Regions from separate parts of the Homo sapiens genome. Here region 2 is linked to region 1. Evidence: chromatin contacts called from ENCODE Hi-C or POLR2A ChIA-PET data. All regions are on one chromosome and are shown on one strand. The core of a region is the stretch at or near the end of the contact, and the rest is flanking DNA. Distances in the headings are between cores, read along the strand shown. Region 1 holds the start of HMGB1 (high mobility group box 1). Region 2 has its middle 45 kb from the start of USPL1.

What was found. Hi-C counts contacts between places; a loop is a spot of excess contacts on that map. ChIA-PET counts read pairs that join two places held with the same protein, here RNA polymerase II (POLR2A). Pooled maps may share reads with other maps.
Region 2: a map of endothelial cell of umbilical vein shows a loop between it and region 1 (8-fold over the local background). The contact joins the enhancer-like site here to the promoter of HMGB1 in region 1. A Hi-C loop is called at or near these places in 43 of 168 maps with a recorded cell type or tissue (A673, CD4-positive, alpha-beta T cell, CD4-positive, alpha-beta memory T cell and 30 more), 35 of 37 single-sample maps with no recorded cell type and 43 of 50 pooled maps. POLR2A ChIA-PET finds 5 or more read pairs at or near these places in 20 of 52 experiments (A673, AG04450, BJ and 14 more).

The regions. Positions count from the first base shown.
Region 1 is chr13:30,463,961-30,468,032 of GRCh38, reverse strand. It overlaps HMGB1 (high mobility group box 1), which reads left to right and starts at 2,097. Exons shown (of 5, transcript NM_002128.7): 1 at 2,097-2,237. RefSeq lists enhancers at 1,138-1,913, 1,914-2,689 and silencers at 2,125-2,434, 3,034-3,673.
Region 2 is chr13:30,571,245-30,575,252 of GRCh38, reverse strand. It overlaps a transcript of HMGB1 not described here. Among named protein-coding and RNA genes, the nearest start is that of USPL1, 45 kb to the left of the region's middle. Within about 2 kb of position 2,077, at least 9 of the 41 ENCODE cell types and tissues checked have a DNase peak (open chromatin) inside an H3K27ac peak, as active enhancers do; they include A673, CD4-positive, alpha-beta T cell, CD8-positive, alpha-beta T cell and 4 more, where a contact is called at or near this core.

The sequences.
Region 1 (4,072 bases), core at 848-3,347:
GATCATACAGCTAGTAAGTAGCAGAGCTGGGATTTGCACCCAAGTCTATTCAATTCCAGTGCCTATTACTCACCATATCATCCTGTCAAAATAGAAACCTTGTGTGGGCCCATTGCTCTCAAGATGTCCTGTGGCCATAAATGCACCCTGGCAGGAGCAAGCTGGTATAGACAACCAGTAAAGTGTATGGCCGTGCCAGTACAAAGCCAACACTGCTCCTGGAAAATATTGATAGTGCCATATTCAACTAATCGTCAAATTTTAATATCATCGATGCCACTGAAAGTATCTTAATCATTCTCATGAATATTTTGTAATATGAGACATTGAGAAGATAAGACAGTATTGAAATAAATATCTAGATTTAAAAAATATAAAATTTGAATGATTAGTAGAGGGAAGCAGAGGATAGTAAATATGTGTGAAAATAATAACATAAAAGTTAACTTTAGATATATTATCTTTAAACACTGCATGTGCAGTATACCAATTTATATCCTCTTTAATATTATAGTCTTTTTCATGTGCATGTGTGATATATTGTCCATTCACCAAGACTATAATCCCTGAGTCCGATAGTGTATTTTCTTTTAAAAAGAAATCAACATTAAAACAGGAAAGATTATCTAAGCTTACTCTCAAGTAGTTTAATACATTTGAGGAAATAAATTAGGTTATGGATGCTTATAAGCGATATAAAAAATCAAATTAACACGATGTAGGTGATTTATTCCAAATTTGATCTGTTACATTTGGAGGAATTGGTTGTTGGATTTAGAAGTGTACAAAATACCATTAGAGAGTGAAAAAAAAGGGAAGTCTGTTATAACTGAATAGGGGCGTGGTCTGCTCAGGCTAAAAGGAATAGATAGTAGTTTCATAAAGGACTGATATAACTGTAGAGTCTTCAGAACTGGCCACTACAGCCAGCACATTTTCTCTACAGACGTAAGTATGTCTATTAATACCAGCCAGCTTGGTGAGTTAGAGAAACCACAGCCTGTGGATTTGGGCACATGCACTCTCTGCCTGCATCTAATCCTTCGGGTAACCATATACCTACAACTCCTGTAATCCTAGAGCAGTTACATGGATGCACTAAGTGGTGTGATGGGAGGGAAAGATAGCATCACAAGGATTCGTTTGATTGTAACAGTAATCCACACCAAGTCAAATAAAATAGCCAAACAGTTTAGAATGTGGTCTCTAATGAATTTGCTAATTCTACCAGGGCCTCACAAACATTTCCTGCTAGAGTACCCCATATCAAACCAAGTGGCTGTTCTTTAATTACATGGAATAATTATTTGATTTCCAGGAAGTTAAGACAGTGCTTTGTATTTAAATAAAAAGTTCTAGACATGCTGTGAAACTCGATCAAACCAAGAAAAAGGGTGAAACTGAATGCCTGCTCACTGACTCAAGATTTCAGCTGCTCAGCGAGCCTGACGTGACGGCTTATGAGCCCAGAAAAGGGGTATTTTAAACCCGGCTGGCTGGATCATGTCACTTTCTTATAGAAGCCCTGCCTTTCCAGAGACCTAAAGTGTAACGCAATCAGAGACCTTTGAGGGGCTCGAGGCTCGGCGGCTTCCGCCCCTCAGCACCAGCAGAGACCCCAGTTTTCAGGGGACATGATCCCATAGTGTCGCCCTCACTTTTGAAGGGCCATTAAAAGCCTGGGGCCTCTTATCTCAACGGCTTTGGGCGTGAATGTGGGGCAAGAAGGGGGGGGGAGACCTGTGGGTGTCTCTTTTGCCTGAGGAGTTGGAGACACTTGTGGAAAAGTCAGGCCCTTTTCGCTCCGGCGGCCGCTCCGGTGTGGGGCTGGCTTGGGTTAGACACATGCACACATACACCATAGAGCTCTGCTTTCCCGTAGCAGCTGCTGCCTCTGCCTCTGCCTCTCCCGCCTCAGCCTCTTTGCCCGGCATACACACACATTCAGATTTGCGCGCTGTTTCAATCCTTGATGACGTGTCCCCGGAGACAGCCAATAGCAAACGGGCTCTGGTCAGGACAATGGGAGGTATCGGGCCAATGAGCGAGCCCCGTGAGTTGGCGGTAGCCAATAGGAGCCGCGCTGGCTGGAGAGTAATGTTACAGAGCGGAGAGAGTGAGGAGGCTGCGTCTGGCTCCCGCTCTCACAGCCATTGCAGTACATTGAGCTCCATAGAGACAGCACCGGGGCAAGTGAGAGCCGGACGGGCACTGGGCGACTCTGTGCCTCGCTGAGGGTGAGTCTGGGGCAGCGCCGCGGCGGGGAGAGCGCCTCCGGCAGCTCCCCAGCCCGCGCGGCGGCCGGATCCCCGCGGCCGGGAGCCGGCGGGTCAGGATCCACACAAAGGCAAATGAGGGGGGACCGTGGGGGGAACTGCGCACGGAGCGAGCCTCTGCCCGGGCGCCGGGAACGCTGCCCCGCGCCGGTGCCCCGGCCCTCAGGCAGCCTGAGGCGCCGGGAGCCCCGCGCCCCGCGAGTTTCCACCCCCGGCGGCGTCCGCGCTGACTGGCGCAAAAAAAAAAATTTTTTTTTTAATTAAAAAAATTTTGAACGTGTTTTGGGCCCTCGGGCCGGGCGTTCGGGCGGGCGGCGTGCGCGGAGCGCGGCCGGGGCGGCGGGGCCGGCGCGGCTCGGCGGCGGCGGCGGGAGGGCAGCGGCGGCGCTTCCCCGGGCTGCATTGGCCGCCGCCGCAGCGAGCCGGGCGCTGGCGGGGAGCGCGGCCAGCCGGGCGGGCGGCGGGGCGGGCGGGGCGCCGCGGCGGGCGAGGGCGGCGCGGGGGCCTGGGGGCGGCAGTGCGGGCCCGGCCGGCCTCGGCCCGGTCGCGGCGGCGGCGGCGGCCGGGCGGCGGGGGGAGCGGCGCCGCTGCGCTCGCTGGAACATGGCTGACTCGGGCCCGGCGCTGCTGGCTGGAGAGAAAACAAGGCGGGCGGGCGGGGGAGCTGGGCGCAGCAGTTCCGAGGCAACTTTTTTTTTCCTCTCTCTTTTCACAGCCCCGCGTTCTCCGTGCGGGGGCGGCGGGGCGCGCGGCCCGCGCGGAGGGAGACGGGGAGTGGCGGGCGGGTGGGCCCTCGGGCGGCCCCCACCGCGGCGGGGGGAGGGGAGCGGCGCGGAGGGGAGGGCCCGGCCGCGCGCCCCCCGCCCCTCCCCCGGCCGTAATGGCCGAGTGTGTGCGCCAGAGCGCGGCTCGCACCCCGCCCGCCGCCGCCGCCGCGCCCGCACCCTCGCACTCACACACTCTCTCATACACACACACACACACACACACACACAAAGGGAAGGAGCCATATTCTCGCTCGCGCTCGCCCTCGCGGCGGCGGCGGCGCAGGCGGAGAAGACGCGCAGCGGCCATTCCGTGCGCGCCGGCCCCGGCGGCCGCGGGCGGAGCCAGCCCCCATTTCGAGCGGGGCTTCTCCCTGCGCCGAGCCTGACAAAATGGGGGCGGCGGCGGCGCGGGCCTGCAGGGCCTGCCGGGCGCACGTGGCGGCCTCGGGCCTGGGAGCCGGGCCGCGTCCTCTCTCCTCGGCCGCGCGGCCACCGGCGAAGTTCTAGGGGCGGGGGGCTCGCCCCGCGCAGGAGTCACCCCAACTTTCACGGCTCCAAAAAATACTTCCCGAGTTGGGGGAGGGGGCCACCGAGCCACGAGCAGGAGTGGCTTTTGTCCCTCATCCTTGTTTACTCGGAGAAACTTCAGACCGGACGTGTTTAGTCAGAACAGAAATACATCTCAGGGCCAAACCGATAGGAAACGAGGCTGCCTCGCGGTGGCACCGCCACCCCCCAACCGGGTTCCGAGCACCGGAGCTGGCTGCTGCTCCCTCTTTGGAGCAAAGTTTTATGCAAAGAGGGTGTTTTTTGAAACTTTCGGTGCACGGTGATTTTTTTTTTTTAAGGTCCCATAATTAGGAAGAGTCGACTCGCTTAGGCCCTTGTTTATTCCCTATCTAGTGCAAAGCCACGAATTGGCAGCATGTTTTCTGACCTTTGGTTTGGTTGGTTTAAAATGGTGTTCTAGATTTTAAAATCGTTTAAGTGACCAGTTAGATACTCATTCAGAGCAGACTCGGGCGGATA
Region 2 (4,008 bases), core at 828-3,327, 110 kb before region 1:
AAAAACACAAACTGAAGCAAGTTTAACCACCATCATGGTTTGTATGTTAATTGCTTTCTTGTTTTTACTAACTACATAAGCATGAACTTAATATAAAAGGCTACTATTTTTTCATTTTATAACTTTATGGCATGAAAATGTATACGCTGACACTTAAAATAATAAACATATGCACACCATGCAGATACTTTTACTCGGAGTTTATATTTTTGGTAGATTTTAATATATCAATTAAGATAAAATTATACAGAATAACTGATTCCCCAACAGACACATCTTTAGTACGAGGCCATTAATAGAATTTTTATGTAGTATATGCATATTACAAAGAGTACATTGTATGGAAAATAAACCAAGCTAGATTCCTGGATTCCTAGCATGGTTTATTTAATGCAAGTATTAAATTAAAAAGTCTGGTTAGCATGCAGTTAGCATCATAAAAAGAATTTCCACATATGACTATAGTAGTATACATTTCTGCAGTAAGGACAGCCCTCTACAAAATTATGAAGTATGTAGGTATCTTGGCACAACCCATAACATTTTTTATTCCAAATATGAGAATTCTTACCACTGAAGGCATTTCATGAAAAGTTGGATCCATAATTCTCCACTAGTCAAGACTTTCAGTAGAATGAGCACCTTATTACATTCATCTTTATTTTCCTATTTCCTAGCAGGGTCATGGAAATTAGCATATTCTCAATGAAAGTTGATAAATGAATGCATTCTGCTAAAAGTAAACATTGAGAAGAAATTTTTACCGTCGATTATGTTGCCATAGTGCTATTATCACAAGAGAATTCATTTAGCAACCATTTATTGAACATCATCTATGGTAGACAGTGTGTTAGCACTAGGAATACAGAACTTAATAAGATGAGCCTTCCAGCAGTGGGATTGGGCAACAGTGGATGCAAGAGGCAAAAGAACTTCAAACAGTTGTGATAAAGAGGAAAGATAGTAATGCTATCAGAGAAATATCTACAAACAAAATAGTGTTATGCTATTAGAAAAATACAGAGTGCTGTGGGAGCCCAGAAGAGAAATTAATTCCAGTTGGACGTAGGAGTGTTTGTCAGGATTTCATATGGGAAGTGGCTTTTGAGTTAAACTTTGAATATCTCACTGGCATCTTGGGCATCTCAAATCCACTGGGTCTATACTTGTGTTCATCATTTATTCATCATTTTCCCCTTCCACCCATTCATCCCCAGCTTGCATGTCTGATAGTCTTGAACATGATTATTGATATTGCCGTTCACTGCTGGGTCCTTCCTTTTAGAAAATGCTAGATTAGGCCGGGTGCGGTGGCTCACGCCTGTAATCCCAGCACTTTGGGAGGCTGAGTTGGGTAGATCACTTGAGACCAGGAGTTCCAGATCAGCCACGGCAACCTGGTGAAACCTCGTCTCTGCAAAAAATACCAAAAAAATTAGCTGGACGTGTTGGCGCATGCCTGTAGTCCCTGCTACTTGGGAGGCCGAGGTGGGAGGATCACCTAAGCCCATAAAGTTGAGGCTGCAGTGAGCCATGATCGTGCCATTGCACTCCCACCTGGGTGGCACAGTGAGACCCTTTCTCCAAAAAAAAAAAAAAAAAGAAAATGCTAGATTCATTTGACTCCTTTTCTTTCCTCTCCAGTATTTATTTGGTCACTTTAGTTATGTGAAGTTTTGAATAATTTCCAATTTTTTACAAATTATATGGTTTGTATGTAATGAAAAGCTTATCAAAAATGTTTCAGTTTATCAGTCTACTAATCAAATATTTTTAAACTTTTAAAATTATACACAGAAATGTGGTCCTATTTTGAAACAATTCTCTCATTTTTTTCACATTAAAAAGTTCAATTCTGATTTCTAAAAATCAGAAAATCATAAAGAATTTATTATGGAGAAGCTATCCTGGTGTACAATTATGACAGTATTTTTATTTTAAATGATACTGTCCTTCTAAGAATGTGTTTCTGTCAATTTGTCCTTATCTCTACAGAACCCTGAAATTGTAGCACTACTGTAGTGTTTCTAGAGAGTAATACGTTTCTGCTGCCATTTGGAGGAGCCTGCATCACAGAGTAATGAGTTGAGTCTGACTTACAAAGATGCCTCCTTTGCAATTCAGACCCCCCAGAAGAATTTGCAGTCAAATTCCTATAATTAATGAGTTGTGTCTTCTAGATTCCTTTAAGTACTACATCTAATGGAAGTTACAATTATAACTTAATTATTTTAAATAGTAGAGATTCTGATGGTGTGCTTACACCACTGAAACAAAAGATATTCTGAAAACTGAAAGTGAAACTGTCAGCCCTTGGCATCTGTAGTTAACAAACTACTCAAGAGTTTTGTTGCTAGATATCTAGATAATTGTGAGAATAAGCCAAGAGTGTGGGAGGCTTGCTTTGCTCTTCAGATGAAATGGCTTAAGTTTTGCCAAAATCCCTGAAGGGTAATCACGGTCTCTTTTAATCCCAAGTTTCAGATAATACCCACAAATAACTTATTCTTTAGAGTGGTCTTTGGAATTAGAGAAAGCAGAAATGTATTAAAATGTATTTCATTCACTTTGTTCCTGATCCTTACACCAGGGTCAACGGAGTCACTAAGAATTAGCAAAGTTCATTGGTAAGAGATTTACCCTTCTGATATCTTGCTCTGGTGAAATACTAGAAAAATGTCTTAAGAAGTAAAAGGCAGATGTGAGAGTTAAAGGAAATTTCAGTTAATTAGCAGAGTTGCATTAAAATAATCTTACCATGGATCATGAAGTCTTGAATTCTAAATTTGCCTTTGCTGGTATAATCCTAATTAGATATTTTACTTAATTTTTGAAATTTCATAATAAATAACCCAGCTTCTATCAACAAAATGAAGACTTTGCATTTAGAATTGCCTTCAAAATGCAATCAATTCCAATGTCATTACAAAATGTAACTGAACGGTCTCTGAGAGCTAAGTTGAACACTTTATCTCTGAGATGTCGTTGCATTCTATTGCAGTTATTTTCTGACATGTGTGGGGGAAGAAAGGTATTTCCTACTTTGAGCATTTATCAACACACTTACCCTGATACCCATGAACAGTCCCACCTCTGCCTGGCATTGTTTTATACTTGCTGTTGTCACATTCATTCTTCAAGTTTTAACTCAAAGTCAGTTCTTTGAAGTCATGCTTACTCTCCCATCATGAACTTGCAAAATTAGGCCTGAAGCTATTTTATTTGCTCCCAAGTAATATCTGCTATTCAGGTATATATCAACACAGAAATTGCCTCAGGTGTAGTCTCACAATGTAGACAACTGAGTTTATCATACACCAAATTTACTAAAAGCAAATATAAACATACTAATCCATTAAATTATTTTAATATATATACGAAACTCATTATAAGTGTAGGAACGTAAATATTATTATTATACTATAAAAATATAAAGTAATACTTCTAAAATACATATACTCTTCATTTGTTAATCTTCCTTAATCCTGAACTATTTTCATTTTCTGCTTAGGTAATCTTAGTTTTCTGTAGATTCAGATGGATTTAAATGTTTTTTGTAAACCTGCTTGTGGCTTCAAAACCACTAGGCACTATGCCAGCTATTAAAAGTAGATTTTTATTCTACAGCTTAATTGTCCATAATAAAACTTGGCCATTTAGGCTGGGTACGGTGGCTCACGCCTGTAATCCCAGCACTTTGGGAGGCTAAGGCGGGCAGATCACAAGGTCAGGAGTTCAAGACCAGCCTGGCCAGCATGGTGAAACCCCGTCTCTACTAAAAATAAAAAAAATTAGCCGGGCATGGTGGCACATGCCTGTAGTCCCAGCTACTTGGGAGGCTGAGGCAAGAGAATCACCTGAACCCGGGAGGCGGAGGTTGCAGTGAGCCAAGATTGCGCCACTGCACTCCAGCCTGGGCGAGAGAGCGAGACTCCATCTCGGAAAAAAAAAAAAAAAAAACCATTTTTTTGCTAATCCTGGAAGAGGACTTTCTCACACTCATATTAC